Linked DNA regions of Homo sapiens: all the other regions are linked to region 3. Evidence: chromatin loops called from intact Hi-C (ENCODE). Cell type or tissue: PC-3. All regions are shown on one strand.

Region 1 (8,000 bases), 47 kb after region 3:
ATTCAGAATCACATGGGTAGAAGAAACCTGGATAGACTATGTGGGTGGAGCTAGATAACTTTCTACACTCCATTGAATTAAATGTTTCACAATATTTCTCAAAATGTAAAAAGCATTACCAATATCACAAAGTAATTAATAAGATTTAAGGGCTCAGGGAAAAAAAAGATAAAAGGAACTTGATATGCTGAAGATAGAGCAAGGCTAGCATTAGGAAAAGAGAGAAGTTATTTTGTAGTTCCGGGGTTGTCTTATTCAAGCTTGTGTTCCAGCTTAAAAAGCACTTGATTCAGCAGGTTAAACCATTTTTTGGTGCCGCTAATCTGATTTGCTCCTGTGATTTCATTGTTTTTTACAAGTTGCAGCATGCTTCACTTTGCATTTTCACTTTCATAAGATGACTGCTCTGTAACTTTCATTCTCTTTGCCTTCATTACTTGGTATACTTGCTTGAATAGGAAAGATTTCTCCCTTATGTGTAGGCATATACTATTGAATTATTTGACTCATGTTAGAGTGCTGTTCTTATTTATGATAAGTCCCTCAACATAATGTCCTATCTAGAAGCTGTGAATATGTCACCTAAGGGTGATGGAGATCTCCAAATAGTCACTTTCCAGAGCTGTAACTGGCACTTGTTTTAAATTGGTATGATTATGTCTAAGCCATGCAATTTGAAAGAATGGTACGGACACATAGACACTTTCCATTGCTTTTATGCTTTTTTTTCTATCATAGATCCACACATCATTTTTTATGTCTTGAGTGAATATGACAGCTGTGTGATTTCTTTTTCTTTGTGAAGCCAATTAATCTGTCTACACTTCTGGGCTTTTAATTTTTTTTTTTTTTTTTTTTTTTTTGCATATGCCTTTTCTTTCTTTTCTTTTTCTTTTCCTGATCAAGTTGTTTACATTCTCAGAATGTTTGTCTTAGATCTTCATACTTGTCTGATTTTCTAATTACTTAGCCTTTTATCCCAGCTTCCTGTTTAGGGTTTACTAATAATCAGCTCTCTAGACTCAGTCTGTGATTTAGCCTGTTCTCGTCACACATGCACTGAAATTATTTGAGGCACATTCAACAGCACACTTAAAAGAAGCAGACAAAATAATCCCGAAAAAGTCTCAACATTGATTTTGTACTCTGTAAAGGTTTACAAGAGCTTAATGTGAATGTTTGGAAACCTAAGGACATCAGACGACTAATTGTTTCAAGCGATACTTATAAGGAACAGATAAAAACAGACACAAAGAAGGGGATCAGAAGTCATTTGTAAGGATATATGAAATCGACTGATGTGCCATACTGATGTAGATTTCATAGCAACTTGTCTGCAAGACCTCATACTTCATCTCCATGATGAAATTCAGTTACAAAAACTGTTAAAGTGAGACAACTTATATAAGCTTACGGGTAGTGGGCTCAGTAAAGGTAAATGTTGGTGCACTTACCTTTGCCTTACTAATTGGAAAAATCAATTAAATAAAACAACACGTATTCATTTAGTAAAAATTTATTGAGTGTATTTGCTACAAAATACATTTAGGTCAATTTTCAAGGTTGCAGGTAGTATGATTGAAGTTTAACCATGAGAAAAATATACAGTTTACATAGATCAGAATATCAAGGTACTTTTTAAAGATATCATTTTAAGAATAAGAAGTTATTGTATATACAAGGAATATTCCTTGCATGGAATATACGAGGAATATTCCATGCATGGAATATACGAGGAATATTCCTTGCATGGAATATACGAGGAATATTCCTTGCATGGAATATACGAGGAATATTCCTTGCATGGAATATACGAGGAATATTCCTTGCATGGAATATACGAGGAATATTCCATGCATGGAATATACGAGGAATATTCCATGCATGGAATATACGAGGTATATTCCTTGTATGGTATATACGAGGAATAAATATATTTTATAGGAAGTAAAGTATGGAAGGAAAACTATGCTTTACTTCCTATAAAATTTTTGTGAACTATACTATCAAAAAAGTTGTCTAACATGCAGCACCTAAAATAAAACAAAATCATAGTAAAATAGATTACTCAATTAATTTCAGTTGTATCTTATTATTCTTAGATATATCTCATATTTAATATAGAATTTCATAATGACAATGTCTTTAAGATGATATTAATTTTAAAAAATTGATAGATAATTTGACCCAGCAATCCCACTTCTGAATATCTACTCACAGGAAAATAAATCATTATATAATAAAGACACATATGACCTATACTCATATGCTTGTAGTGGCACTATTCACAATAGTGAAGTCATGGATTCATGTCCATCAATGGATAACTGGATAAATCAAATGTGAAATATATACATCATGGAATACTCCGCAGCCACACAAAAGAAGGATATCATGTCCTTTGCTGCAACCTGGATGGAGCTGAAGGCCAATATTCTAAGTGAATTAACTCAGAAACAGAAAATCAAATACCGCATGTTCTCACCTATAAGTGGTAGTTAAACAATAGGTACAAATGGACATACAGATGAAGGTAATGAGGGTTGAAAATTTACCTATTGGGAAAAATATTCACTATTCAGATGATGGGTACAACAGAACCCAAACCTCACCATTATGCGATATATCCGTATAACAACCCTGCACATGTACCCTGAATCTATATATTAGTCTGAATCTATATATTAATAATATTTTAAAGAAATAAAGTAAATATAATTAAAAATAAAAAAGAATATGCATTTCAGAGGATCATTTACTTCTCCGTCATCACACAATGAATTTCTATATAAATTACTGGGCAAACTTAAAACTAAAATGAGCCTCAGAAAACTGTGAAAGTTAAAGAGAATAAGAAAGGCTGGGTAGAGACCTTCAGACCTGGCAGTGGGGAGGTAATCATGCTGTCTCATATCTCCCTCCTTCCTCCCAGTTTCTGTTTGTGCCTATTGGCATTTTTGGGTTGCTGACTTAAATATAAATATCCACAAGTAGCTACTGAACAAAGTGGCTCTAGCATGTGGAGTCCATGACATTAGAGCTCCTGTCTTTTCTATTTATTGCTTCAACTCTCACTCCACCTCCTCAGATGAGAACAGAGCCTGGAGGTGGACAAGATCTCAATTCTTATTACATGGATCCAGAAAATTAGTCGCTATGCGTCAAACCCAAAAATATGGAAAAATAAATCTAACTAAACAGGTTTGGAAATTAAAAGCAACTGGTCTCAAAAATGTGTAATTGGCATAGACATATTTTATTAAGAATTTCATATTTAAAGCATGGTTGGTTATTATATAAAAGTATTAGATTTTATAAAAGTATTATAGAATTTATATCCTTTCTCTCCTCTACTCAAAGCTCTTCCAGGATATCCTTCCGATTGGCAAAGTAAAACCCCAAGCCAAAAGTAACCTATGGCCTATATTTGTATATCTCATGAACTAAAAATGGTTTTTACAGACTAAAAGAAGAAAAAAGAGGAGAAGGAGGAAAAGGAGGATAATTTACAACTTGAATTTACAAATGGAAAGACCATATGTAGCTTCAAGTCCTAAAATGTTTACTAGTCAGCTCTTTACAGAGCTTCTGACCTGCAGCAAGAAAACCCTACAGGTTTGCAGCCCTGCAGCAAGGAAAAAAAATGTTTGTTTAATTGTCACAGGAGAGCTTTCTTGATTCAAGTTAGTGTTTAAGGACTAAACCTCTGGCATCTGGGAATTTGAACTCAATCTACTATTCTAGTGTTAGGGATGATGTGAAGAATTTAAGCCTGTTTCCCTTGTGCAAATGGAGGCAATGTGATTCTATTTTACAGAATCGCTGTTAGAATTAAAGGGCATATTAAAAGTAAAATATTTAGCAAAGTACCTGTGCAAACCCCTCATCTTCTACCACCTGCCCTTCTCACCACACACCACCCAGCACTGTGCATCCACACGTCTCTCTTTCTGTGCAGAAAACACTCTTATGCTTCATGTTGCTGGAAAGGACTACACAGCTCTCCAATTTTGGCTTAAATTACTTTCCCACAGTGTTTATTTTACCTGGCACAGTAATCCTTTCCTTGCAACCTTATCATAATGTGCCAATTGCCCATAGAGGTGGTTCTATTTTACTGCGGTTGCTTCAGGAAATCTAACCACTTGGCTCTTAACTTCCTGTGGTTGGGAAATAATCTTTACATCTCAGACCTCAGTGCTGATCTGACCCAGTGTAAACCCAGCGAGCTGCCAATATGTATTCATATTTTTAATGTTTTGGGGGAAAGCAATAGCCAATTTTAAATCTCCATTTTTCAAAATTATCCTCTCTTTTTACCAGTTGTCACATTTATTCCATCTTCAATGCTAGCTAAAAGCCACAGACTTAGGATATGATAAGCAGCCCTGGAATTCATTCATTCTATCTCTGTTTGTAGAACATTTTCTTCTCGTTTAGTCACTAAGTTGGTATTTGTCCCTATGAGAACATTTTTTTTTCTGAAAATAGAATAAAAATGTCCTAAGCTTAGAAATGTTCATCTTCAGAGCTTCACTGCCTAAGACCTATGAAGCTGTCCAGTTGCGTTATGCACAATTTTTTACTTCACTACTTAGGTAATAAAACACAACGGTGTGAACATTACAGTCTAATAAGGACACACCTTAGCAGTTGTTAAGAATATGAGTGTTAGGTGCCCTAACAACTCTGATTCATCATTATCAGACCATAAAAATTTCCCAGAGTGAATTATTATGGTTATGAAAAATAAGTATAAATGACAAAGAGCATAAAAGTAATATATTTAAATGAAAATTTTTATAAATGAGGCATATTATCATGCATGGATTACACAGTTGAAAGCCCATTAAAGGTTTTGAGAAGAATATTTTATTTAGAAAGTTGGCATGACAGCCACTGAGTTCAAAAGAACAATAAAAAATATGCAGAGGTCAGAACAGCACTGTGTCTTGGGGACTTACTGAGATTTATAGAAAATCAAGATTGTACTATCTGTTAGTGTTCAGAAAACCTTGGGTAATAACTCTCAAGCTTCACTGGGAAAATCCTACAGGGATTGTGGTGAGTATTCTTTCCCTACTGTGCCTCTTTTCTTCTTCAAGGTCTGTTCATGTCTGTTCAGCAAGGTCCCAGACTCCAGAACCCCTAAGTACAGATCCTTCAAGGGTGATAATGAATTCGGGGATCTGCTGAAAAAAGAGCACGTAAGGCACTGATTAAAGAGATATGCTGCTCTGTTTATTGACAGTTAGTATGCAAAGTATTTTGTTAGCATTTTAATTCGATGTTGAGTAAGCAAGGTTTTTTTCTCCTGATGTCCCACCAAGGAAACCATAGAAACTGAGATACACTAAGGTCTTTTTTTCTTTGTGATCAGTTTGCATAACAATGAATCAGCATATAGTTTTAAAGTCAAATAGATTGCAAAATGACAGTTTCACTTACCAACCACATAGCTGATCTATGTTTTCCTGCAGTCTTCCTTTGGAATTAGTGGATAACACTTACTAATATAGCCAACCATTATTTGACTAACAACAATGACAATTTTATATGGTTCAACCTATATTTTTATTGTAGGTAGTAATGGATAGTACAATAATGTCAGATAATCAAATTATAAATTCAACATTGTATAAGTATATTAATCTTTCTCTTAGGTCCCATTTCTAAATGTACTGATATTAATATAGGAGCTGATTTTTCCCTCATGAACAATGAAGAAGAAAAATTATAACTCAAAGCACAAAATATGAAAGGACTTATCTAAAACCCCTGATTTATAAAGGATGTAGATAATCTTCACTAGTTAACAGTAAACCATCTTTCCATATTATTTATTATCTGGCTCTTATTGGTCACTTATTTTATGTATGAAATCTCAGTTTTTAATCCAGAGAAAGTCAACAGATCATAGCTTCCATTGTATTCTCCAATCTTGGTAAAAATAATAGGCACTATTATTATGAAGTATAAAGTGTCACATCAATACAGACTTAAGATTATTAGAGGAAACAATGTTTCTTTTTTTCTGAGATAATCCCTCTTGTTAATTTTATATTAATACATATTTTTGTACATATCTATGGGGTATATGTGATATTTTGTTACATTCATAGAAGGCGTAATGACCAAGTCAGTGTATTTAGGGTATCCATCACCTACAGCAGTGATCATTTCTATGTGTTGGGAATATTTCAAGTCCTCTCTTCCAGCTATTTTGAAATGTACATAGTTAGCCATTGTCACCCTACTCTTCTATCGAACGTTAGAACTTATACCTTCTATCTAACTATGTACCCATTGATCAACCTATCTTCATCCCACCTCCACACATCCTTTCTAGCCTTGGATAACTATCATTTTGCTGTCACCATGACATCAACTTTTTAAACTCCCACATATGAGTGAGAACATGCAATATTTGTCTTTCTGTGCCTGGCTTATTTCTCTTAACATAATGACCTCTAGTTTCATCCATGTTGTTGCAAATGAGAGGATTTCATTTTTTATGGCTAAATAATATTCTATAGTCTATAGCGCATATATAACACATTTTCTTTATCTATTCCTCCATTGATGGGCACTAAGAAAGTTTTGGGAAATATGGAAACAGGACATTCTGCTTTCCACGATGCATTTCTAACCACATAGTGTTTCTAAACATAACGACCAGTTTCTTTCATATTTGATATATAGATTTCCAAGCAATTAAATAAGTGTATCTGTTCTGTAAAAATGTGTCTGTAAATTTTTCAAAGACCTTCTACATCATAACTTAGAAAGAGGAGCATCAGGGTTCAACTCTGTCTCCATGAAAAGACGATCTTGGAGTTCCTTCTCCCAGCACTGCTTCCTCAGAAAGGTTGTCTAAGGCAAAGATGCAATTTTGAAAGTATCACCAGGCAGTATTGATTACTGCCACAACTAGAGCACTGAAGTTGTGATGAGTAGACAGGTGAAGCCCGAAACTGTCTTAGGTGGAAACTAGTAACAGATTGTCACAACTCAACAGGTCCTTTGTGGTAGCCTCAAAGACTCAAATCCCACCGAAGCCCCAGATCTGAGAAAGAACCATGGTTTTGGTGAATAAGTGCTGATGGCATCCACCTGAGGTTTCTCCTCACCTCCCTTCCCCTTCCTGAGGCTATTTTTCAGTGTCCCACCCACCTTCTCCTCTATTCCTTGCTGTCCTTTACCTCAGCTCAATGAGGAGAGAGGGACTGATTCTCCAGAACAACCCAAACCGTAGCCCAATAAGGAGAGTGGCATTGACTTGTAGAGAGACACTCTGTCCTTCTCTACTGAACATTACCAAGACCAATACCTTTAAGGTCCAGATATCTCTAGGTATTGCTCAACAATCTGCCCCCATTTTTCTCCTCTGATGCCCAAGCTGGAGGTTTAGCCCCCAGCCTGCAGGCTCAGCCCATGCCTCAGCTCCAGCCCTAACTATTTAGTTTTCTGTAGCATGCCTACATTTATTCCTTCAGCCCTCAACTTGATGTTTGGAGACTCTGGCCACATTATAACTCAAAGCAATTCAAAAGTGCATCTACCTACAGATTCTGTTTCTACTGGCACATCTTGCCCTCAATGCCCAAATTCATTTAGGCTCGAAAGCAGGGGAACTCCAGAGTAAGGGTGAGACCTCAGTGCTCCCTTCAAGCTAGTACTCAATATTTCCACCAAAAGATGAAACAGCTGACTGATGAGGGACTGGAGCAGAATTGCAACACAGTCATCATGAGTGATGTGTTCTTTGTCACCAGCGCCTGGCACATGCCTCACCTGCCATCCCTGTGCTAGGGATGCTGTTCCATGTATAATATTTTTCAATGGTTCATACATAACCTGGAAGATGAACTCCATTCTGACACACTAGAAAAATCAAACAGGGATTCAGGACCCTTCTAAGAGTGAATGCTGAGTCACTGACCTGTCCTCTGTGTCTGGCTCCTGAAAGCATGTCCATCATTGTGGATGAGACTAATCAT
Region 2 (8,000 bases), 650 kb after region 3:
AGCAAATCCAAAGAGACTGTCAGTATTTTTAATGAAAACTTCACTTTTAAAACTAGCACATCCTATACATATTTTACTGAGGTAAAGGGAAGAACATTTGACTTTGCAATTAGTGATTTTGCATTTTGCTGGTGAAATTAGCCTATGGCTTATATGAACTTTGATAATTAGTTATTAAATCATGAAGTATATGGGACAATTAAATAATACACTTTACCTCATACTTCACTATGCTTGTAAAATATTTTCTTACACCTTGCAATCAATTTGGCAACTTCTGAAAGAGTTCATGTTAAAACATCTCCACAACAGTAATAGTCAATGTGTCTATTTCTGTAAGAAAAGCATATCTTCATTCAGCTTGTTTTCACTGATCAATATGGCATATCAAACCAGAATGTCTTAAAAATGGGCAAAACAGAGAATATTTGCCTTATATTGATTTCATTTGCAAATTGTCAAATGAATGCTGGTATATGAGACACAAAAATAATTTTATGATGGAAGTGTGTAAGAGATTTCAATTTAAGAAAAATAAGGACATTTGTACCTATTAGTATTAAAAGTGATTTAATTTTTTGTGAACAAAAACATTAGTTTTACACTTTAAAATGGACGTACATTAACTTGAAAACCGAAACAAAATAATGAGTAATAAAAATGTGCCAAGTTTATGAAATATGAAGATAAGTTTAAACTGCACAGTTTACATATACTGTTATTGATTAATATTTACATGCTTTACAAGAACAAAATAAAGAACCAAACAAAAATTTAAGAATAAAGTCCCGTAGCACAGCTGTGGCACTGAAAAATACACACACATACACACACACACGCACATACACACACACTATTTTGGTCCTCCATATAAATAAAAAGTAAGTGAAATAAGAAACACATTTGAATTAGAAGTGTGTGCACAATGTATATACCAGTAAAATATGTGTAAGGAAATAAATGTGAATTGATTCCATCATTATATATTTGAGATTGATTTTACTGTTGAGATATGTTGAGTAGCACCATTTGATGATTAGGTGGGAACATTATGACACTGGTTCACTAATAGTAAGTACAAATTTTTCTCCTAAAGGTTTTCTTATGGTAACTTTTACTGAAACTTGATATGTTAATTTTTCCTGAAGTAATAGCCGAACATTAATTATTATCAACATTATCTAAGATATAAGTCTGAACTAGGATATTTATAATGGAAATGTGGTAGACAGAGGCACTTTATTTTGGTCTTAAAAACTTCTGTTTAACATATTTCAGTCTTCTGTTCTATGGTAATACCAAAAATAACACTTTAAAAAAATTCAAGGAATGTTAGACATCAGGCTCACTACAGAACTATTTGCAAAGTAACTTCAAATTCCATACTTGCTACAAATGGAATGAATGCAGGGCAATAAAGAAAATATGCAAATCCTTTTATTTTTGTATCAATATATGATTTTGTATGCCAGAAGATATTGGAATTGTGTGAGCTGGTAGATTTGAAAGAAATACAAAAGAAAAACAGGAATGGTAAAGAATGATGCAAGGTAAATTTTAATACTACTGGAATGTAGACTGTTATCATTTTGCAATTCAAATCCAATAAATTTGATTTTAGTAAACTCGATTGAGTTTACTATATAGGTTGTTGCAAACATAATTGCAGTTTTGGCCATTAAACGTAATGGCCAAACCATTGTAATGGCCAAACAGCAATTACTTTTGCACCAACCTAATAAAAAAGTTCTAAGAAATGGATATAGCTATCATTCCCTTGACCCGATCACCTTCCTTTCTTAGTAATCTTACTAAAACCTTAGTAATGTTACTTAGTAATATATCTAAAACCTTAGTTTTTTAGTAAATACTCTTAGATTTTAAATTCAAATATCTCTATCAGAATTTTCATCCAGGAATACTCCTTCTATGTGAAATAATTTATTATGTTCCATTTATTCTGCTTCATGTAATGTTGGCATAATTATAAGGGAGTGATATACTCTTATTTAAATTGTATTTTTTCTACAGCTGAGAATTTTTTTTTTAAAGGAAACCACCATATTGGGTAAACTAGCATCTGCATGTAGGAAATAACAAACTGTCAAAATATTGATGATTCAATGTAAATAACCTCATCCTGGTTAAAGTAAAACACCAGCTTTATTAAGGCCACATATTTTTCCTAAATAACACATTATTTTAAAATTTTATGTATATATTTCAGAAAATTCCCTCTACCATGTTATGTGAAGCATTATAAAAGTAAAATGTTTTCAGATAGACCTGTAGCTAATATTATTTTAAAATTGGGCCCACAAATAAGAAACACACTTTCAAAATGAAAGAACTCTTTTGTTTTGAATCATGAACTCTGACATTTGCTAATTTGCATAATAATAGTCAACTAGCTCATCCTTCTATAACTTGGGTAGAAAAATAAACGACCAAATAAACAACTTGAGAATAAAGCCCATAGCATAATAGTAGTACTTAAAAATACACAAACACACACACTATATTTGATCCTCTACAAGTTAAATCACATCACTACTCATTGGATAAATGTAAACCAAAACCACAAAGAAATATCATCTCATACCAGTCAGAATGACTTTTATTAAAAAGTATAAAAACAACAGAATCTGGCAAGGCTGTGGCAAAAAGCAAATGCTTATACACGGTTGGTGGAAATGTAAACTAGTTTAGTCACTGTGGAAAGCAGTTTGGAGATTTCTCAAAGAACTTAAAACAGAACTACCATTCCACCCAGCAGTCCCATTACTGGGTATATACCCAAAAGAAAACACATTGTTCTACCAAAAAGACACATGTACTTGTGTGTTCATCACTGTGCTATTCACAGTAAAAAAGTCATGGAGTTAACCTAGGTGCCCATCAGCTGTGGATTGGATAAAGAAAATCTGCTATATATACATCATGGAATACTATGCAGTCATAAAAAAGAGTGAAATCATATCCTTTGCAGCAACATGGATGCAGATGGAGCCATAATCCTTAGCAAGTTAATAAAGGAATGGAAAACTAAATGCCACATGTTATATCTTATAAGTGGGAGATGAACTTTGAGTACTCGTGGACATAAAGATGACAACAATACACACCGGAAACTATCGGGAAGAGGGAGGGGTCAAGATTTTTAAAAATCTCCATTGGGTACTATGCTCACTACCTGGGTGATGGGATCAATCATACTTCAAACATCAGCATCACACCATATATTCATGTAACGAACCTACACATGTACCCCTGAATCTAAAATAAAAGTCGAAAAAGATGTTTGAATCAATAGTGTGTACACAATGTGTGTGTGTGTGTGTGCGTGTGTGTGTGTATATAAGTATGTAATCAGTTAATATGTGCAAGAAAATACAACTGGAGGCCGGGCGCGGTGGCTCACGCCTGTAATCCCAGCACTTTGGGAGGCTGAGGCTGGCGGATCACAAGGTCAGGATATCGAGACCATCCTGGCTAACGCGGTGAAACCCTGTCTCTACTAAAAATACAAAAAAATTAGCCGGGCGTGGTGGCGGGCGCCAGTAGTCCCAGCTACTGGGGAGTCCGAGGCAGGAGAATGGCGTGAACCCAGGAGGCGGAGCTTGCAGTGAGCTGAGATTGCACCACTGCACTCGAGCCTGGGCGAAAGAGCGAGACTCTGTCTCAAAAAAAAAAAAAAAACAAAAAAAAAAAAACAAAAAAAAAAAAAGAAAATACAGCTGGATCCTATCATGATATATTTGAGATTGATATTATTGTTGGGAGGCTACTCTCTTGGGGGAAAAAGAAATAGACCCTCGTTATGTCCCAAATCTGTTCCTATTTTGCACCTGTACCTTTACTTGGCTAGAGAAAAATGAAATTGAGAAACATAAATTGCAAGTTGGTGCCACCTGTTGAACTGTCATTGATGTTACTGTTGAGTTTGCTTTTCTATATTTTTTAATGGCTATATTAGTCATTCTCCTTTTTCCTCAGTTTTCTCACATCTCTTCACCACTCTTACATACAGGGGCTGACGTTGCTTCTTAATTCAGTAAGAAAATTCCAGTTCTCACAAAATAAATTTCAAAACCTCCCCAACTCACAACTTCTCACTTACTGGCATTAGTGCCATATAGTACATCTTCCCTCTTGTTTTTTTTTATGAGACAGCACATTCCTGAGATGGGGAAAAGTCATATAAAAGTATGACACACAACAAATTATCAGTATTATTGCATGTAAAAGAATTTAGATACTGCAGAAACAAAAACAAGTGTTACCAAGTCCACATGGCTTGGTTTTCCTGAACAGCTAAGCAGTTCTTTTCAGCACATTTATCTTTTCAGAACCTTCCTCTTTAAGAAACCTGTGAGTCACTTGTGCATGGCTTTGTCCCATCTTGACCTCTTCAGGGCATTAGGACAACTATTTTCCTCTGTCCCTGGTATCCTCAGGATTACCCTCATCTGCATTTGAATATTGCTCTCATATAAAAAGTTACTTCTTGGACCTCCCCATTAACACCAGATCCATCTTTTTTTCTTGATTTTCCAGTCTTTCCCTGCTATCTCTGTATTAAAACTGTTCTTGTAAAAAGCCCCTAATAACTGACAACGACTGAATGTAGAGTAAATTCTCAGTATCCCTCTTGCGTAACCTTTCCATAACTTCTCAGCCTTATTTAACAGTGCCGATTATTTCCTTTTCCTTACAATACTGTTCCTAGACCATGCTTTCATGGCTTTCCTCCTATTTCGCCACTACCCTTCCCATTTTTCCTTTGGTGCTTCCCTTACTTTCTCTTAATTGACTGTGGTGATTCCCAGGGCTTAGTCTTTGAATTCTTCCCATTTTATATCCACATTTATTCCCTTGATCTTCTCTAGAAATATCTTCAAATATATCTCAAGTTGGTATGTCAGCATGGACCAGTCCTGTTAACTCGAGTCTGTATTCTGCTGCTTATGTGAAATCTGCAACAGTTCCTCTTTTGAACATGCTGATCTTAACATACCCAAGGCTAAATATCTGGTTTCCTCAATGTGACCTGATAGAGTTTTATACTTCATTTTCCTCATAATGAACACACAATAGCGTCATTCTTAGCTTTTTTCTTTCACATCCAAATCTATCTGATCCATAAATCCTGTTGACTCAACTTTCAAAATATTTAGAATCTCATCACTTTGGAAACCCTGGATAATTAGATCCAAGCTTAGAAGATACTTTCTATGGACTGTTGCAAATGTCCCCTACAAATGATTTCACTGCTCCCCCTTTTGTCGCTCACAGTGTCTTCTTAAACCAGCAGCCAATATGATCTTATTAAAATGAAAGACAGATGCTAATGGCACTTTTCTCAAACCCTTCGATGGTTTTCTGTTTCTATACTAAAAGCTAAATGAACTTTCCAAATATTTCCTCTCCGATTACTCCATTCCAGTCTCCTCTGCCTGGCCTGCAACAGGCATGCTGTTTCCTCACAGCCATGGACATGATAGCCTTCTGCCTGAAGAAATCTGTCCCCACACTTACAAATAGTTTGTTCACTCACCTGACCCCAGTCCTTGTTCAATCACAACCCACCTATTGAGGCCAACACTGATTGCTCCTTTTAAAAATATTAACAACAATCACCCATGGTTCCCATTGCCTTTACATTGTCTTGTTTCCTTCCTTTGTTCTTAACACCTTCTAAGATATTATATCATTACTTTATTATGTTTATTGTTATGGTTCGGAGATATTTTCAAATTTTTACTTTGTATAGTATGTATCTGGAGCAGTATTCAACAAAATACTATATTTGGAATCCAAGTGTTTATTATGGCTTTTAAAAAAATTAGTCTGTAGATTAAAAATAAATACATAAAGCTAGCCAAATAAATATGCCTACCTCTTGTGTTTTGCACTGACAATCCAAAGGATCATGTGACTGTAGAATGTTCCATTCTATTTGCTTGGGCAGATGAGGCAGGAGAGGAAGAGCAGGGTGAGAGAGGCAGAAGCAGAGGAGGTGTGCAGTGAGAGGCAGACGGTATGCAGAAACTCAGAGGACTCATATTTATCTACCTTATTTGTTTTCTTGGTTTATGGTTTGGCCTTAAGATATTCCATCATTTTAATTCTAATTTTCAGCAGCTAGAAATATTTATATTGGTAGCTAAATTAATATAATGTGGAAATATTGGCATTGTAAGCACCCAAAGGAATAATAATTAATTTTGCTATGGAGTAATGTTTTAGATTTATCTTTCCCTTTGCATGGAATTTAAATCATATTGTCCCTTATGAGTACAAAATAGCTTACCTGCAAGTCTAGCTCACTTTGAATCAATGATTACAACTGATAACACTGTATGTCATGTTTCAGAGCAAAACCGCTGATGTCTTTAAAATTAAAGTCATTGGCATAGTCTACTTTATGAGTTAGGTATGACTGAGTTAGGCTCTTTCTTTGATCTATAGATTTAAATTTTCAGTTTATCTTAAATTGAACTATTAGTAGAGAAAATTAATTGCAGTTATGCTAGTCTACTAAAAATAAGAGATCACTGGATTGCATATGAAAAGGAATAATTTCCATTCTTCATGTAGCTTTGCTATCACCTGTAACGACATAGTTGAACTACAGGTATTAAGATATACTTTACTTTTCAAAGAATCTGCGTTACATAACAGTCATTGATAACTCTTTTTTTTTGTTTTTTGGTAGTGTTAATGCAAGATATTACTATGTTAAATCCTAATTTGCATATATCCTAGTTCATTTTAAAAAACATGATTCTTATAATTAAGAATGTAATGAATGTTACATCTTCAGTTAACCATGCTAAAATTTGTGCTGGTCTTTAGGAATGAGCGAAAAATTGTAAATTAAAATGTTTGGTTCTGTATTTGCTAGATTTGGATACCAGAGCAAGTTACCCACATACTTTCTATATTTTTATAGAAATTACTGATTTATAGTATGTATTTATATTTTTCTTCATGTGTGCAAAGGTATTACTATTTTCAAAATGTTAATGTTTATAAATGAAAGAATATGTATACTCATTTCAGAATGGGTGGAAATAAAATTCAAGTTTAGACATTGGTATTTTAAACATAATGATATTAGATTCTGTATTTCTCTCAATGAAAACAATATATGAGCAGACAGTTAATGTCCTCATGTCTTTTAAAAATAGCTCTTTTCTTTGGATGTATATTTTATAAATTAATTAAGTAAAAATGTGAATAGGTGTTTGCTATAATAAGCTTAATTTATGCACAACAATAAATATGTCACCATTTATTCTAAGAATAAGAAAACTACTAATTCAGTATTGATAAGGTTAAATATTGCTAAAACATTGACTGCTCAGGAGACATAGAAGGTTTTCTTGTAAATATGATAATATAGAAAATGGAATACAGCTATATTATCTCTATACTTATAGTTGCCTGTCTTTCTATAATCTGTCTCTATTATCTATGTATCTATCCTTTGATCAAACTTTAATATGCATTACACAGTTTTCAGAAACACATTTAATATAAATTAAGTCTACTACCATCCTAAATTTTGGAATGACCCCCAATAAGTTCCTCTGTGAATTACAACATAATTCTGAAATTAGGAAGGGATTCAAATTGAGCTGTGGACTCTCAAAATTGGTTCTCGCATTAGATTTAAATGGAAATCTAATACTCCCCTACCTTTTGAAAGAACACAGAGTTTTCTTAAAGCAGAGTGTGTAGCCTGAGAGATTAATTTTGTCACTGGTACCCTTACAAGCATGCTTCCCTAGAACCATAAGACATTGTGTGACATTCTGATCAAAATAATCTGTAAAGACTGAGCCATACTATGTGATGAAGATTAACAATTAATTATTCCAGGCTAATTCTTGACCTTTTACAGGAAACCTTGTTAAATGAGATTTAATGACATATGGAGAATAAGCCATTTTTGTGATGCATTCATGAAGTGAGAATTTTTGCAGTTTCTAACT
Region 3 (8,000 bases):
CTCATTACAATGGAAAATAATGTTGAATTTCACCATTGTTGGCAAATTTTACAAACACTACAATGTGACATTTATTGATAAAATCATTTGGATTATTAAGTTAAGTATATTAATTATTTTTAGTTGATCACACTGAACTTCCTTAGCATTGTCAGTGTGTTCAATACATTTATGGTACTGTGTCCGGAACTGGTGGGTTCCTGGTCTCGCTGACTTCAAGAATGAAGCCGGGGACCCTCGCGGTGAGTGTTACGGTTCTTAAAGATGGTGTGTCCGGAGTTTGTTCCTTCAGATGTTCAGATGTGTCTGGAGCTTCTTCCTTCTGGTGGGTTCGTCGTCTCACTGACTTCAGGAGTGAAGCTGCAGACCTTCACTGTGAGTGTTACAGCTCTTAAAGGCGGCACGTCTAGAGTTGTTCGTTCCTTCCGGTGGGTTCGTGGTCTCGCTGGCCTCAGGAGTGAAGCCGCAGACCTTCACAGTGAGTGTTGCAGCTCATAAAGGCAGCATGGACCCAAAGAGTCAGTAGCAGCAAGACTTATTGTGAAGAGTGAAAGTACAAAGCTTCCACAGTGTGGAAGGTGACCCCAAGCGGTTGCCGCTGCTGGCTCAGGTGGCCTGCTTTTATTCCCTTATCTGGCCCCACCAACATCTTGCTGATTGGTCTATTTTACAGAGAGCTGATTGGTCCATTTTATAGAGAGCTGATTGGTCCGTTTTGACAGCGTGCTGATTGGTGCATTTACAATCCTTAAGCTAGACAGAGTGCTTATTGGTGTGTTTACAATCCTTTAGCTAGACACAAAAGTTGTTCAAGTCCCCAGCAGACTTTTAGCTAGACACAAAGTGCTGATTGGTGTGGTTACAAACCTTTAGCTAGACACAGAGTGCTGATTGGTGCATTTATAAACCTCTAGCTAGACAGAGTGCTGATTGGTGCGTTTACAATCCTTTAGCTAGACAGAAAAGTTCTCCAAGTCCCCACCCGACCCAGAAGCCCAACCAGCTTCACCTTTCAATAGCATTTCCCAGGGGACTTTGCGGCACCTCTCCCGGGCACTCCGGCAGCCCAGAGGGAGCTGGTCCCCCCATCAAGCCCAGCAGGCGCCAGCCGGCCGTGCTGAATGCAGGGCCCACGGAGCCCGCGCCCACCCGGAACCCGCGCGCGCCCAGGCTCTCCCTCCACACCTCCCCGCTAGCAGAGGGAGCCGGCTCCGGCCTTGGCCAGCCCCAGAGAGGGGTCCCCATAGTACAGCGGCAGGCTGAAGGGCTCCTCGAGCCCGGTCAGAACAGACACCGAGGCTGAGGAGCAACCCAGAGCGAGCGAGGGCTGCTAGCACGTTGCCACCTTTCAGTACTGTTTGAGAGTGGGATCTTTTCGTGTTCTCACACTGCATTTTGTCCTAATATTTTATTCAGTCTAATTTATATGTGAATTTCTTTACCAGTTGTGTTATGTCTTGTCTTTTTTGTTTTGTTTCCTCTGCTGGGCAAAATTTCTGCTAATAAATAAATTACTTGTTCCCCAACCTTTTTCATAGGAGGTAACTTTTTTGGTTTAACAAAAATCTTTAAGATCCCAACAGGCTCTCAAAATAATCAGTGCCTTGATTCTTCAGTAGCCCTGGGTTGTGCTTGGGAATTCTTGGCTTTGCGGGAGCCCTGGGTGCCTTTGTACACTTTTTTCACAGATGGTTCACATTGGGACAGGGCAACGTGGGTTTCTGTCCTATATAAACCCCACTGGTAAGTGGCCCTGTTTGTAAACCTGGCTTTCATGGTCGCACTCATGAAAGGAGATGCAGCAGATGGGTTGAAATTCTGCATCAATAACCCCATTAGAATTGCCCATTGGCTGAGACCTGTATTCCTCCTCTTGTGTGTCATATCTTGCCCCAGTAGCACACGTTTGCAAAACCCAGCTCCTATGAAAATATGAGCAGAAATATAATAAGTAAATGAGAAAACGTCAACAAAATGTTAAACAATGGCAATGAGATTCACCTCTGATCTGTATGATCCATGTCTGCAGGTTGCGCAGTAAGAACATATCAGCCATGGAGGAGCAGCTGAATTATAGCACAGAAAAAGGCCTTTGTTAGTTTGTAAATTCCCCTCCTACTTTGTTTTACACTAGAAGGCTTTGCCTTGTAAACCACAGGTGTGTCAAGGGAGCTTGGGAGAATAATTTTGAAGAGACCAATATTGTCAGCCTATTAATCTGCCTCTTAATCTTTCCTCTGAACAAAGCACCACTCACCACCAATCAATGGGCAACTCTCTTTCTTTCCAAAAAAACTAAGAATGAATTTAAGCAAGCAAACATGATTGGAATGCACACTGCCAGGGAGTACTGAGAGACTTGTAACAAAATAGCTAACAGTGTATCACCCTGAGCATCATGAAACAAGCAAAGTAAAAACAAAGAGTGTTTTTAAAAATCATCATTTCTTCCAGAAGCCCTTAGAGAATATGGAACCCTAAGGGTTGAACAGAAACCCCATTGAAACACTTTCGCTTAGAGGGAAAAACAGAGTGCATTCTATCTTATTTTTCTCATTGATGTGTATGTGTGAGTTTTCTGGGGATGGAAGCTGGGGATTTCAATGACACATTTAGTTGAATTGTTCAGGAGTAAAAAGAGGGGAAGGCTGCACCAAAAGGAATATAAGATGTACATGACACTCTTTTTTTGCAAATCACTATGAATTAAAGTTGTTTAAATTATTTCAAAGGCAGTATAAACAGATTTGTTAAGATAGTAGATTTCAAGGTAAACAGCACCGTGTTGTGCAAAAATTCTCAGAGTCTTATCATAGCACTTCATATTATCTGTTGTCTGAAAGTCCATTAGGGCTGCTCAGTGTGCATGTGTGTGAAAGTGTGTATCGGCATATGCATGTATTTAAACAGCAATTTGGATTACTCGACAATAAAATGTAAATAAATATGTGGAAAGCAAATGCACCCAGAAACCCAGAAAGGCACCAGGAAATCCAAATTTTCTGGTTTTTCTGATAAGTTTAAGGATGTGTCACAGTTCTTAGTGTATCCACCAGATGGCGGGCTTCTACCATTAATCAGTCCACCGTTCCAGATACCCAAACATTTGCGGTGGATTAGTAAGAATGTGTGAACAGCAGTCATCTTTAGAAGAACATATTATTAATTTAATCACATATTGAAACAAGTAAAATCATTTATAAATATCTTTAATGTTTTGCGAAAATAGCTTTTTGTCTAATTCGTATTTAGTTTATCTTGAGTTTAGCCAATAAATAAATAAATAAGAACAATTGAAAAGTAAATCTCTCCAGAACACTACCTTAATCTCATCATAATTCTCCATATTTTAGATCACCAATCTACACTATTTTAATTTACAGAAAAAAAACTCACAAACAAGCAAGCAAAAACTGGCTCAATTGTTTCAATGCTTTTATAATACTTTAGTTTTAAATAGGGCTTTCAGAATTTCAAAACACTTTCCCCTCATTTGTCCCTCATAATGTTCTCTCAGAAGTAAATCTTGTTTGAGATAAAAAGGTACCCAAGGGAGTTTACATCCCTTGCTTGTAGTAATACATTTGATTTCAGAATTAGAATCTAGAGTACCCAATCTTAGAACTATGGTGCCTCCTTTCAGTTGTTTTCGATTTTTTTTCATGAAATGTTCATAAGTTAAGAAAACAAAATGTAGTAAAGTAATAATCACCAGTGCTTAGATTTATCAAGGGAAATCATAACAAAATGCCAAATCACAATTTATCAAATCATAACAATTGCAGTATTTCTTCAGTTTTCACATTAATATTATAGAAAGAAATCCAATTATTTCTTCTAAAACCAGGCCTTTCTCCCATCCCGGAGGTAATATTATGAAGGTAATCACCATTCTAAACTGAGTACTTAGTTCTCATGTGCAACTTTTATAATATTGCTAATATATTTAAGCATTTAATTAACCATGTGGATTGTATCATAGTGCATTACTATTTGTGAGGTTCTGCAATATGCATTTACAGTCATGAGCCACATAATGTTTCAGTCAATGACTAATTGTTGAAGGTCCTTTAAAGTCACATGCCCTAGGGACCTCTCGATGATCCTGGCCCTGTGTAGGCCTAGGCCAATGAGTACATTTGTGTCCTAGTTTTCAAAAAAAAAAAAAAAAATAGTTAAAAAAGTAAAAACATAAAAATTTTAAAAAGAGGAAAAAGCATGTAGAATAACGATGCTCAGAAAGAAAATATTTTTGTGTAGCTATACAATGTGTTTAAGTGTCAAAAGTTTAAAAAATTAACAAGTTTGTAAAGTAAATAAGTTACAGTAAGCTAAAGTTAATGTATTATTGAAGAAAGAAAAACATTTAAATAAATGTGGTGTAACCTTAGTATACACTGTTTCTAAAGCCTCCAGTATGTGTGTAAAGTGATGTCCTAGACCATCACATTCTTCACGACTTATACACTATATCACCTAGAGCAACTTCCAGTCCTGCAAGCTCCACTCAGGAGTGCTCTAAGCAGGTGTATCCTTTTTTAAATCTTTTATGCTGCATTTTTACTCTACATTTTCAATGTTAGTTATATATAGATACACAAATACCATCATGTTACAATTGCCTACATTAGGTTGATACATAGTTGATACATAAGTTGATACATATACCTCTGTTTCCTTATTTTAGGAAATTATAGAATTTCCTTTTACAACTATGACACCACTATAGATATTCTTGTTAATGTTTTTTTTACTTGATTCCTATTTTATAGAAATGTTATAATTGATACTGTTGTGAATATTTGCTTATGAACAGATGTAAGAGTTTTGTGGGGGTTTTCTTGAATGAATATATAGAAGTAGAATTGTTGATTACAAGAATAAGTGCATTTTCTACTTTAATGTATATTCCAAATTTACTTCTAAGGCACATGAATTTTATTAAACTTACTATCTCTTGGCTATAAGAAACTTCTAAAATTTTGTCCATAAAGTTGTTTGTAGTCATGAATTTCTTGTTTCAAACCAAATAAATACAGTCAGAAGTCCATCACGTAAAACAGTGTTGTTGGTTGAATTCTGCCACCTTGAAAAGGATATGTTTAAATCCTAACCTCCAGTAACTCAGAATATGGGCTTATTTAGAAATAGGATCTTTAGAGAGGTAATCAAGTTAAAAGTAGGTCATTAGGATGAACTCTAATCCCATATGACTGGTGTCCTCAAAAAAAGGGAAATCTGGACATAGAGATAAACATTCCCAGAGGGAAGATGATGTAAAGCAACACAGGAGAATGCCATATGGAGATGAAGGAAAGGAACACCGGAAAACGCTGGCATCACACCAAAAGCTGGAAGAAATTCCCCGACAGGTTTCTGAGAGAGCCTGGCCCAACCAACAGCCAAAATCAACACCTTGATTTAGGACTCCGAGCCTCCAAAACTGTGAGACAATATATTTGTGTTGTTCAAAGCCAGTAAGTTTGTGGCACTTGGTTACTACTGGTCCAGAAAACGAAAAGAACACTGCAGGTTTACCGCTCCTTGTGTGCACACACTTCCCAGCCGCCGTGCTGTCTAACACGAATCTATACACTGATGTGAAGGGATTTGGAAGACATGAAGTCCAAAATCGACTGACTTTAAAATAGGGAGAGTATCTGGGTCTAATTAATGACTTGACCCCACTATGTGAGGATGGAGGGATTGAGCCATGCGTCTGCAAGAAACCCGAGATTGTTGGGAAACCAGCAGCCAGGAACGAAGAGAAGACAGGAACACGTTCTCTTTCACAGCCTTCCGAAGGAATGATCCCTGCCAGCATCTTGATTTCAGACTCCAAGCCTTCAAAACTGTGAGAGATTCAGTTTAGGTTATCCTAAAACACCCGATTTATGGTTCTATTCATGGCAGCCCTAGGAATCTAACACACCATGTAAAAGTGGATCTGTATCCATTGTTGTTTATGTACAATGGAATGCTTCTCAGCCATAAAAAGAATGAAATCTTGTCTTTTGCAGCAACCTGGATGGGACTAGAGGCCATTATCTTCAGTGAAATAACTCAGAAACAGAAAGTCAAATACTGCATGATCTTAAGTATAGTTGGGAGCTATATAATGTGCACACACGGACTTAGAGAGTGGAAATACAGACATCAGAGACTCAGATGAATGAGATGGTGGGATGGGGGTCAGGGATGAGAAATTACTTAGTGAGCGCAATGTACACTATTCAGGTGATAGTTACACTCAAAGCTCAGGCTTCAACACTACACAATGTATCCAGGTAGCAAAACGGCACTTGTACTGTCTATATCTATAAAAATATATTTTTATATATAAAAAGTGGATCTGTTTTCATCGAAGCCAGTTCTGGAGCTCAGCAGACAAAATTATTTTTCCTCATTCCTACCTCACATCCAACCCTTTTTGTTCCCTGAATTTCTCAGAAATATATTTGAGAAACACTGGAGTAAACTGTCTTTAAAGAAACCTTTCCTTTTTAAAGCTTCTACCGTCAATAACGTCGTGTAACAGAGAATAACACAAAAGCTTTCTGGAATCTATTGTAAAGATTTATGGTGTTATTCTAACTAGATTAGCCAAAATACTGTGCAAGAAGTGTGTGTGTCTATTTATAAAAATATGTGTACATTTGCCAGTTGAACCTTGCTCTATTATGGTGGAAAAAGGGATTATTCAGACGATTTTTGATACAATTTTAAACTTTATCTATCCATGGGCGAATCACTCTCCTGAAATCACACAACCTCCTTCCCTTCACCGCCCCACAATGACCATTCATTGTTTGATACAGAATATCTTCTGTCCTGGTCTCCATTGTATTCATGATTAAGACTGGATATTTCAGCCTAAAGAACGTCAACCCAAGAACCATACTCTGTGTAATTTGGAGAAAATTTTACCATCTGAAAATGAAGATAAAGACTACCTCATGTTAAATGGCTGTTTAACCCCAAAGAAACACATGAGATGTAAAGAACATCAACCCAAGAGCCAGACCTATGCAATTTAGGGAAAATTACTTCTACATTCATAATTGTACCATCTGAAAATGAAGATAAAGACTACCTCTTAAGTTAAATGGCTTAATATATGTTTAACCCCAAAGAAAAACACGAGACACATATTGTCTGATGAATATTAGCTATATTTGTGCTATGTAAATGTTAAATTTATCTGGTATTGCTTAGTAGTTTTAAAGCATATATGGTATCAAACTATATGTGTATTTATCTATTAATTTTTTATGCATCAATATATAAGAACTAAATTTAGCACGATTCTCTATTTCCACAAATTTATTTAGTATTTTTAAATCCTGTAAAAATTTTAATTTAGAGTAAATTTGTTACTGAAGTACAAATTAGGTAAGATATATCATTTGGTATTAAAGATTGTATTTTAATCTTCTGTTTCTAAACACACTGGTGAAGTGGTTAGAAGCTTAGGGAGATAGGATTTATCAACAGCATCAAGTATATGTTTTCCAATGGGAGAAACGGTTTTCATTCATTCAGGCTACTATAACAAGCTACAATAGACTGGTAGATCTTTTTCATTCATCAATGTATAGACCAATTTATAATTTCTCTTAATTCCAGAGCAAATATGAATGTTTCGATTGAGATTACATGAATAACTTATATGTATGGGCCGGGCACAGTGGCTCACACCTGTAATCACAGCACTTTGGGAGGCCGAGGCAGGCAGATCACCTAAGCGCAGGAGTTCAAGATCAGCCTGGCCAACATGGTGAAACCTCAATTCTACTAAAAAATATATATAAAAAAAAAATTAGCTGGACATGGTGACATGGTGGCATGCATCTGTAGTCCCAGTTACTTGGGAGTCTGAGGCATGAGAACTGCTTGAACCCAGGAGGTGGAGGCTGCAGGGAGCTGAGATTGTGCCACTGCACTCCAGCCTGGGCAAGAGAGTGAGACACGGTCTCAAAAAAAAAAAAAAAAAAAAAGTG

What was found. A loop is a pair of places that touch in the nucleus more often than their neighbours do. Peaks named below come from ENCODE experiments on the same cell type or tissue, not always from the same donor. Only the 100,000 strongest peaks of a DNase experiment are listed, where the experiment ranks them.
Region 1: it touches region 3 in a loop (2.3-fold over the local background); 3 of 110 quality-filtered maps call a loop at or near these places.
Region 2: a loop joins it to region 3, with 8 times the contacts of the local background. A loop is called at or near these places in 6 of 110 quality-filtered maps.

Annotation. Positions count from the first base shown.
Region 1 is chr18:67,261,717-67,269,716 of GRCh38, forward strand. No RefSeq gene overlaps it. Among named protein-coding and RNA genes, the nearest start is that of MIR5011, 180 kb to the left of the region's middle. In PC-3, no CTCF peak of the experiment used is centred here; DNase peaks (open chromatin) are centred at 4,105, 4,395 and 5,335; H3K4me3 peaks cover 1,899 bases; H3K27ac peaks cover 3,307 bases.
Region 2 is chr18:67,860,939-67,868,938 of GRCh38, forward strand. The region is part of intron 3 of DSEL-AS1 (DSEL antisense RNA 1); the gene reads left to right. Among named protein-coding and RNA genes, the nearest start is that of LINC01903, 50 kb to the left of the region's middle. In PC-3, a CTCF peak has its summit at 3,907 (motif pointing left); a DNase peak (open chromatin) is centred at 4,233; H3K27ac peaks cover 1,064 bases.
Region 3 is chr18:67,214,695-67,222,694 of GRCh38, forward strand. No RefSeq gene overlaps it. Among named protein-coding and RNA genes, the nearest start is that of MIR5011, 140 kb to the left of the region's middle. In PC-3, a CTCF peak has its summit at 3,055 (motif pointing right); a DNase peak (open chromatin) is centred at 3,077.